Linked DNA regions of Homo sapiens: region 2 is linked to region 1. The links are chromatin loops, found by intact Hi-C in ENCODE. Cell type or tissue: mammary epithelial cell. All regions are shown on one strand.

Region 1 (5,000 bases):
TTGAACAACCCAAAGTGTATTCACATTTGATTCTGGATTACCTTAGAGGGGGAATATAAACATATTCAAAATAAGAACCATTAGTTCTTATAGGGCACCCCAAGGGGAGACTTCTTAATCTAATCTATTCCTGCTTCATGAGGAGGGGACTACAGGCTCAACTCAGACATCCCAGCCAGGGACACACAGTGAGTGGCCCGTGGGCTAGAACACACAGCCAGCATGCGGGCCAGAGAAGCCTGTCGTGTTTTTTTTATTTATTTTTAATTTTTTTTGAGACAGAGTTTGTTGCCCAGGCTGGAGTGCAGTGCTGTGATCTCAGCTCACTGCAACCTCCACCTCCTGGGTACAAGTGATTCTCCTGCCTCAGCCTCCCCAGTAGCTGCGATTACAGGCACCCACCACCACGCCCAGCCAATTTTTTTTTTTTTTTGAGCAGGTGTCTCGCTCTGTAGCCCAGGCTGGAGTGCAGTGGAGCGATCTCGGCTCACTGCAGCCTCTGCCTCCCACATTCAAGCGATTCTCCTGTCTCAGCCTCCCGAGTAGGTAGGATGACAGGTGCCCGCCACCACACCCTACAGGCGCCCACCACCACGTCCGGCTAATTTTTGTATTTTTAGTAGACATGGGGTTTCACCATATTGGCCAGGCTGGTCTCGAACTCCTGACCTTGTGATTCGCCCGCCTCGGCCTCCCAAAGTGCTGGGATTACAGGTGTGAGCCACTGCGCCCGGCCTTGTATTTTTAGTAGAGACAGGGTTTCACCATGTTGGCCAGGCTAGGCTCGAACTCCTGACCTCAGGTGATCCACCAGCCTCGGCCTCTCAAAGTGCTGGGATTACAGGCTTGAGCCACCCGCGCCTGGCCTGCAGTGTCTTTAGGTGGCTTACCTCCCGCAGCTCCAGCCTCTGGGCCACGGCCTCGAGGCTTTCCTGGCCAGTGCTCTCCACGGACAGGGTGAACTCCACAAACTCGTTATTAAGCAGTTGGATCCGGGCAACCAGGCAACTCTTGCTGGACACCGTGTAGCGCCGGGTGCGTTTCAGTTTCAACCCAAATGGCAGTGGCATCTTCTTCTTTCTTCAAGAATGGAGGAGCAAAGAGGGAAAAGCTACCCCCACCAACCCAGCGCTGGTGACGCCAGGAGAAAGCGATCCTCTCCGGATGGGACGAACACTGTCCGGCCTCCAGCTGCTCACCCAGCAGCCGCTGCCGCCATTAAAAAGCAACGGAGTCTCCAATGGCCCGAGGAAGGGAGCATTGACGCCAGCGCTGGGGAAAGAGGAACGCCGTTAGTTAAGCAAACGTAACGCTGGGCTTTGCTTGTATAAAGAAAAGCCAGTCAAGCTGTGGCCAAAGAACAAGCCGTCCCTCTCCACTGGAAAAAAGGCACTAACAGGACCCGGAAGGCAGGGTGGAATTTTATCTCAGAGTTGTGCTAGGCTCAGGGTCAGACTCCACCCTTCACTGTATCCTACAAATAGGGATAGCAAACTGGGCCATCCTCAGGATTAAATGAGATAATAGCCAGCACTACTATAATCCCAAATTTTGTAGTTAGTAATTGTGATCCTCTTCCTATTTTGGATAAGGTGTTGTTTTTTCATAGGTAACTCTTTCAGGTTGTAATACTCCAAATGTCAGAGTTCTTTAGTCCTTAAGTGAGAAAAGTGCCAAATGGCCCCAAAAGAGCTAGGTTTCAGTCCCAATCCCTTTAGAAAATTAACCCTGAAGGCAAATGGGAGGAATAATCCCCACTAAGAAAGGCAGGTGTGTGATTCAAACCCGGTGAGGTGCCTAACAAGCGCTTGTGGAAGTATTTACGTCATCAAATTGATTTACTGATAAACATCATAAAAGACCCTACAAATGCTCGTTATCCATTTACCACTAGAAGAGTGGCAGTTCTGAAAATCCAGACCCCGGCCCCTCTCCAGGGTGGGGACGCCCAAACAGGCCTTCACCTAAGCGGAGCCGCGGCCCAGAAGGGGAGGCGGGCGAGGTCTTCCACGCCATCCTGAGTTAATGAGCGGCCGGAGGCAACAAACCCAAGAAGCCCACGGGGCCTTGGAGCACTCAGGCCCCGGCTTCTCCCGCGTCCTCCCCTTGGGAAGAGCACGCGGCGTTGCCAGGCCAACCAGTAGACTCGGAGGCCCCGGAACCCTCTTTCTGCAGCCGCGTTTCTGGACGGACGCGCTCTAAAAGGACCGGTCCCTCGGCTCCCGAAGGGAACATTTAAAGGGACCAGCGCGTGCCCTACTGGCGGTGGAGAGGTTGGGCGGGCCCCATAGGATGCCCGCTTTGGAGCCACAGGACCTCAAAATACGCTCCTTACAACGTGTTTTATAGAGCGAAGTCTCGCTATGCCACCCAGGCTGGAGTGCAGTGGCGCCATCGTAGCTCACCGCAGCCTCGAACACCTGGGCTCAAGCGATCCTCCCGCCTCAACCTCCCGAGTAGCTGGGACCACAGGTGCGCGCCACCAAGCCGGGCTCTAACAGTTTTTAACCAGACCTGTTGATGGTTTCTGGGGCGAGCACTAGCTGGGGATTTTTATATCAGCTGGATTAGTTTTTTCCCCCTAAACGAGTCTACAAAATCCCGGACATTTCCAGGGTCCTGAGACGGTTCCCTACCTTCCTTCTGCGCAGAGATTGCCTGTTGGGGATGAATCGCTTAGCGAGACCCAGCCATAGCTGGCTACGCTGAGTTCCGGCCCGGGACCGCGCGGAGAGGCAAGATCTATTCCCGACCCTCTCATCTGGCAGACAGAACCCAGGCTTCAGGAAGAGAAGCGGCTTTCGCAGTTTCACGCTAGGACGGGCTGAGCTGGGAATCGATCCCAAATTCCACAGTCCCAGTCCTCTCCTGGGTCCTGCTCTCCTGACTGCGTCTCAGGCCCAGAGGTGATGGGGCACTTAGGGTTAGGGAATGGCAGACCTGGAGAAAAGGGTTCCGCTACTACCCTCGGCTTTGCCAAACTTAACATTTTGAAATTCCATTCCACAAATGTGTATTGCGTCTCTGGGAACAAGACAGCGTAATGAGCATCGTGAGAAATCTAAGACGAATCCCTAAACCGTCGCTGTCTTTAAAGAGATTACAACCATGCTATAATTACATACAGAGCTGTATCTCTAATAAGGACCCAACCACGGTTTTATCTGGCTAGTTTTTTTGTTTGTTTTGAGCTCTGGTTATTTCCCATAGCCAGGAAAATCAAAATATTAAAAACAAGGGATAGGGGAAGGCCAGAAGAAAAAAACAACGCTGCAACTACCTAAAGCACTGTGTTAATTAACCGCATTTGCTGAGTGCCTTCTGTAGGTAAAAGCACCATACTATGGAGGGAAACAGAAAATAAGTATTAAAAGATATGGTTTCCACTTCCAGTAGTTTTCAATGCTCTTTGCTGTTTCAGGGGTATAAACTAAATAAGTAAAGCAAGATGGAAAAAAATTAGCAAATGACAACTTTAAATAATAAGCTTTTAACTAGAAAATTGATAAACCAAGAGTAAATATTTAAGGATTATAAATATGCATACTAAACACCCTTTCATGAGATCAGATGGTGGGTTTCAATTTTACATAAAAATTATGGTAACTGGAAACCGGGCGGATTAAGTAGTGTAGATGAACAGACAAGATATTGCATATGTGTAGAGGAAAGATAAATATTTGTATTAGGTGCCATTCAAATATGGTAGTCTTTTCACTACATAGAACTATGCCTTGAAAGCAATAGATACTACACTGTATAACTTAATTATTAACTTAAGCTCTGATTAAGCAAACTCAGTAAAACTTTCAATTGTCCCTCAGACTTGAAATGTATTACTGCATCAGGGATAAAGGAAAAGTCAAAATTATCTCTTATTTTGGTAGATGAAATTGAAAAAGTTGCAGTGTGTGTGTACATGGTGCATCCCCCCAAGATCTATCCATAAGAATGGCTTGCTTTTTGCTTATTTATATAAAACCCACTATGTTAAAACAATGATTTTGTTTAATAATTTACAAATTTATCAATGATTTATACATCTTAATTTTCAGTAATATGCAGTATTTGTTGCCAAATGGTGTAATACAATTATGAATGTCTGAAGATAATAAAACCAAGATGAGTAGAAATTTAAGAGTTCTTTGGGGAGGTCTGTTTCAGGTATAAAATAATATGCAATAATATGAAAGTGATTGGGTCTGGAATTATAATTTACTAAAGTAAACATAATTTATAAATAGCTATTAAAGGAAAACTAGGATATAATTTTTTCTCTACAAAATCTTTCCGTTTTGTGGTAAGTAAACAGATACATACTAGATTCTGCTTCAGTACAAGTTTACAAAAGGCAGTCTGAACTATTTGTGAATTCATTTTAATTTTCCCTCTCTACAACCCTTTCCAAAAGTTCCTCAAATACACTTTACCTCTCAATCTTACAGCGTTTCCCCTTTCCTATTAAGGTCCTTACCACATGTAATTTTGCCAAAGTTGCTTTAAAATAAAATAAGCACTAAAAGGAGAGAGTATGTGACATTTTTAGAGTAATATCTATAGCTATAGCATTAAACCCATGTTTCTCACGGAGAAAACATCTGTGCGTAGATGCTCCAGAATAAAATGCCCTAGAAACGAAACGGACTATATTCAGAGTAAAATTACTGTCGTGTCCCAAACTTAAAAAAATAAATAAACTGTCAGCAACTATTAGGCATACAGCAGTTGTCACTTGGAGCACACGAATGTTCTGAATGTGTTTGTGAGCATACGCTATTAGTATAAGGCTTTCTCAGCAAAAAAGAAAATAGGACGAGCATGCCAAGAGCGGCCAATCTAATCAGGATTTGCAGAAATCACAAGTCGGAATTTGCAGATCCAAGAATTCTTGTTTCCAGAGTAAATACTCTACTCCAAAAACAAACCCAGGCGTTACCAAACAGTCCTTCCCTGCGCCCCTTCTCGCCAAAGTTATCTGGCGAATTTCACGTTTATATATT
Region 2 (5,000 bases), 59 kb before region 1:
GACATGTGTGGTTTTCCAGGGTGACACTGACCTTTATCCATATAAGAACCTACTCAGAAAAAGCCGCTGCCTCTCCTCGGCTCCACCAGGGGTCCATGTCCCCATACCCAGAGGTCCCACTGTTTGGCCTTGTGGCTGCTCCTCCTCTCCCCTCCCACCTCTTCCTGCCCTGCTCCTTCACATGGATCCATGGGAACTACTGGGTCCTCTCTACACTTCTGGGGCTCAGGGGACTGGAATGGGATAGGGGCTGCTCCATCTTCTTCCAGACTTCCTATAGTCTCTTCAAGCCCTGCAGTAGGCCAAGAAGATGGGTAAACTCTTTCCCTTTCCAGGCAGGGCCTACTCTAGTCAGTCTCCTGATTACAAAAGTCTCCGGAACCAAGGTGGACACCGGCTGCTATGTTCACCAACACCCCTGAGCTGCAGGGAGCACTCACCAGCCATCTCACTGCGCTCAGCGAGTGGCCTGCTGCAGTCTGAAATACAAGTTTCCCTTCTGGAGAAAGTCTCTTGAACCCTCTATCACTTGGCTTTGCAGGTTGAAGGATACCATCCTCCCTTTTCCTCACAGAAAAGAGCAGGGGAGCCACCTACACCAAGGGGCCTCTCATGACTCCCCAACTCTCTCGGCATTTTCCTTATATAAATCAGGGAGGGTGCTTACAGCATGACCAGTTCTGGGGCTTAGAGTGAGAGACAGTGGGTTTGAAGCAGATTTCTGATCTAACAGGTTGACATTATTATGTCATTTAATTCCCAATTCAACCATAAAGGAATATTAAGTATAAAAGTCTCAATATCCTCACTTTATAATTTTAAAAGACAGATTGTTATCCATCTAACATTTTTAAGGTTTGGATAACGATCATTCTGTTATCTAATGCACTTTGTTAGGGGGTGGAGGGAGAAGGCTGTTGGATTATGCCATTGTATAAATACTAAAATATAGTTATCTGGGTCAAGATTAGATGAGTCACATAAGGCCATCCCAAGCAGCAATAAACTACAATAGATCAGGACTGGGGGTAAAGGGGACACCCTGGGATTACAGTTCCCCTTTCTGTGCAAGTCGAGTCTATCTCCTGGGCCACCAGTCACCCCAGCCCAAAGCAGATGTCCAGAAGCCACCGTCCAGTTCCAGGCCAGGGGCAGTTTTGTTAAATGCCTATCACGCTTTAGTTTACCCATCTGGCCCATGACAACAAGTCTACCAATACTTCAGAATCATAATATTGGAACATGACTAAACAGTCTATATTGAGAGCCTTTAAAACATGGCCATAACAATTAAAGTTCTTTTCATTTTATTATCAAGCAAAATTTTAAAAGCTAATATTAAAAGCTTCATTTACTTTATGTGGGAAACAAACGCTCACAATGAAATATATTAGTTCCCTACAGAATGAATCATAAGTAATTACATAGGAATAGCTCATGGAAATCGACTGCCACAATCTATTGGATATATAGAGATTGAAAGCAAACTTTGGAAAACAGCCCTTTAAACATAACTATTCCATTTTAAAAAGATTCAGGTGTTCCTTATTTAGGTATAGCATATGCAACTGATGACATTAATGTAGTTTTGTTCACACTTGCCAATAAATAGCAATATTCCAAAAACTAGAGCTGAATTTCTAAGACTCATTCACCATAATCAATCATTTGTTGCTTTTCCCTCTTCCCTCTTTTACTTATTACAAGTTGTTAATTTGCAAAAAAAAAAACACAAAACAAAACAAACAAACAAACAAAAAACAGGCACTAACCACCAACCAATATGGATGCCTCATGGAAAGGGATTATGTTTTATGGTTTATTCAAAATGTAGACTCTCCACTATTTTCCAGAGAAGAAACAAACTGAGGTAATAATGGCTCAATATTATGAACACTCTTAACTTATTAAAGTCTTTAAAATGAAAATGCTGTGGTCCAACAGACTGCATTATCTACTGCTTGAATCTTAGAACTTACTTCTGCATAGAAATCATGCCACATATGGCTGGATAACCAGGCCAGCCCCAGGGAACCCCAAAGGCAAGTAGCACTACTGAATATCACCACCAGGGGGAACACTTTCATATGCAAATACACCCAGGCCCCTAGCAGAAACCGCTTCCCATATTTACAAAGAAAGCAGGTTCCTCCTCCCTGTCAGTGCTTACGAAAATCCCATCACCAGACCAGCGATGGGGACTCGGATGCAAACATGGTGCAGGGGAAGGCAGAGAAGAGACAGGGACTGGGCCATACATGCAAACCACTGGCCAGCTCCCCGTCCGGGTGGGCATCCCCGCATGTTATCTTTACACTGCTGCTCCTGCCCAGAGTTTCTCTCACACCCTGCAAGACAGAAGGCACTTCCACAGCCTTTCTCCTTCCTTCCTGGTGCTAAGGGACAAAATGCCCTTGTTAGACTTTGCCTCCACCCCATGCCTCATTTACAATCTGTAATAAAAGGAAGAGACAAAGGAGCAAAAGTGCTCTTCTCCCCTGTGACTCCCATCACTGCCACACTCCGGCTCCCATTGTTCACTAAGCCCTTATGCACCGGGCACCTTGCCAGACAGGGGACACGAAGATGAGGAAGAGGAGACCCTGCCCTCATGGAGCTTCATCAAACAAGAGAGACAGATCAAATGAAAATGATCTGTCAGTTGATATCTGTCAATATGAAAAAAGCAGGCAGGAACTACTCTAACAGGCTAGCACAGCGGCTAAGAGCACAGGCTCGAGTCTTGCTGCTCCACTTACTAGTTGTGTGGCAGGGCAAGACATTTCACTTCTGTAAGTCTCCATACCTTCATCAATAATGGGATAGTAATAATTGTGCCCAACAGGGTTACTGTAAGGATTAAAGAAAATAAAAGCTCTCAGTATAATGCTTGACACAGAGCAAGCATTTACTAAATTATTGTTATGAATTATTCAGGTCATTGTTATAAAAGAGGTAGAAAAAACAACTTTCAGAGTGGTGTCAAGGACTAAGCAAACTGAATGTTTGGTGGTGTCTATGGGGGCTGTATTTTAAACTCAATCTTGAAGAATGACTAAGAGTCTGTCAGAGAAGGGAAGGAAGGGCATTTTAGCAAAGGCCTGGGCTGGGGGCATTCACATGATAAGGAAAGATGCCTTCCTGGAGTCAGACTCCAAGGCCAACTGGGCTGGGGCAGCTAAGTCCAGAGAAGGACCTCAGGAGTCTGCCCTTAATCCTGTACCCAGGACGGGGCGGGTGAGAGGCACATGCTCAGATTTGTTCCTGACATGTAACTTCAAGAGCAGTGCTACATATTTTGCTTATCTATCCAGAAGACTGACTGCATACAGATGAGATAGGGCGTGGGGGGCCAAGTGGGAGGGAGCTCCAGGAGGTGCCTCCAGACATGGACCAGGGACAAGAGGACAGCTTAAAGAAAGGTTGTGGGAATTGAGTGCAACATTTCGGGTCTCAGCTTAGATGTCACTTGGCTGGGTAGCCTTTCCTATCTTGGCAGTTCTGGGTGACGTACCATTTTCCTAAGGGATCTTACAGCACCAAGACATCTTGAATCAGAGCTCTTAACACCTGTATCTATAGATTAGCTGAACAAATTCATTAAGGCCGACAGTGAGCCAGGCCCTTGCTTGGCATGGGGAATATAGCACTGAAGGCAGGGAAGAGTGTCTGTCCTCAAGCACTGCTCTAGAGCTAACCTGCTGGCAGGGGATACAGGCAAACAAACAAACAAACAAATATAGAAATTCACATGGTGCTAAGTGCTATAAAGAACAAAACAAAGTTAGAGGGTAAAGAGACAGATCATAGTGGAAGGGGGGTACCATAGGACAATCAGGGACAGCCTCTGAAGAGGGTCATATCTGACCAGACAGCAGGCTGCAATGAGGGAGCAAGGCAGGTGGAGACCTGGGAAAAGAGCAAGGACAGCATCCCCTAGGGTGAGGCACATCTGCAGCCTAGCCAGGATACCACTGTGGCTGGAACAGAGCAAGCAGGGAGGAGGATAAAAGACATAAGGTTGAAACCAGGCAAGGACCACACTGTGTATGGCCTCGTACTTTTATTAGAAGTAAAATGGGGCCAGGCCTGGTGGCTCACACCTGTCCAGCCCTTTGAGAGGCCGGGGCAGGAGGATTCCTAAAGTCCAGAAGTTTGAGACCGGTGTGGGTAACATAAGGAGATCCTGCCTCTATAAAAAACACCAAAAAATTAACCAGGTACACACCTGTGGTACCAGCTACTCAGGAGGCTGAGGTGGGAGGATCACCTGAGCCCAGGGAGGTTGAGAGGCTGCTGTGAGCCATGATCATGCCACTGTACTCAGCCTGGGTGACAGAGCTGTCTCAAAAACAAACTAAAAAAATTACTTAAAAAAAGAAGTGGAATGCCAAAGGAGGGTTAAGAAGAGTGAAAGGATCTGGGCAGGGTGCGGTGGCTCACACCTGTAATCCCAGCACTTTGGGAGGCTGAGGCAGGTGGATCACGAGGTCAGGAGATCAAGACCATCCTGGCCAACATGGTGAAACCCCATCTCTACTAAAAATACAAAAAATTAGCTGGGCGTGGTGGCATGTGCCTGTAGTCCCAGCTACTCAAGAGGCTGAGGCAGGAGAATCACTTGAACCCGGGAGGCGGAGGTTGCAGTGAGCCAAGATCGTGCCACTGCACTCCAGCCTGGGTGACAGAGCGAGACTCTGTCTCCAAAAAAAAAAAAAAAAAAAAAAAAAAGAAGAGTGTCAGTGTCAGGATCTGATTCAGGTTAAACTAAGATCATTCTGGCTGACATATGGAAAATAAGCTACAGGCAGCGAAGGCACAGAAACAGGAAAGTCAGAAGGCTACCTCAGTATTCTGATGAGAAGTAGTGGCAGCCAGCACTAAGCTGTTAACACGAGTGGTAAAAATGGTCAGGTTTCATACCACATCCAATTCATCAGCAAGTTCTGCCAGCTCTACCTTCAGAATATACAGGCAGTAGTATATATTCACCACAACTT

Evidence for each region. A loop is a pair of places that touch in the nucleus more often than their neighbours do. Peaks named below come from ENCODE experiments on the same cell type or tissue, not always from the same donor. Only the 100,000 strongest peaks of a DNase experiment are listed, where the experiment ranks them.
Region 2: a loop joins it to region 1, with 6 times the contacts of the local background. A loop is called at or near these places in 91 of 110 quality-filtered maps.

The regions. Positions count from the first base shown.
Region 1 is chr14:88,549,348-88,554,347 of GRCh38, forward strand. It overlaps PTPN21 (protein tyrosine phosphatase non-receptor type 21), which reads right to left. Exons shown (of 19, transcript NM_007039.4): 2 at 891-1,272. The coding sequence starts at 1,070. Among named protein-coding and RNA genes, the nearest start is that of PTPN21, 3.2 kb to the right of the region's middle. RefSeq lists an enhancer at 1-781. In mammary epithelial cell, a CTCF peak has its summit at 2,230; a DNase peak (open chromatin) is centred at 2,204; H3K4me3 peaks cover 2,356 bases; H3K27ac peaks cover 1,938 bases.
Region 2 is chr14:88,490,309-88,495,308 of GRCh38, forward strand. The region is part of intron 10 of PTPN21 (protein tyrosine phosphatase non-receptor type 21); the gene reads right to left. Among named protein-coding and RNA genes, the nearest start is that of PTPN21, 62 kb to the right of the region's middle. RefSeq lists an enhancer at 2,135-2,324. In mammary epithelial cell, a CTCF peak has its summit at 2,080 (motif pointing right); no DNase peak of the experiment used is centred here.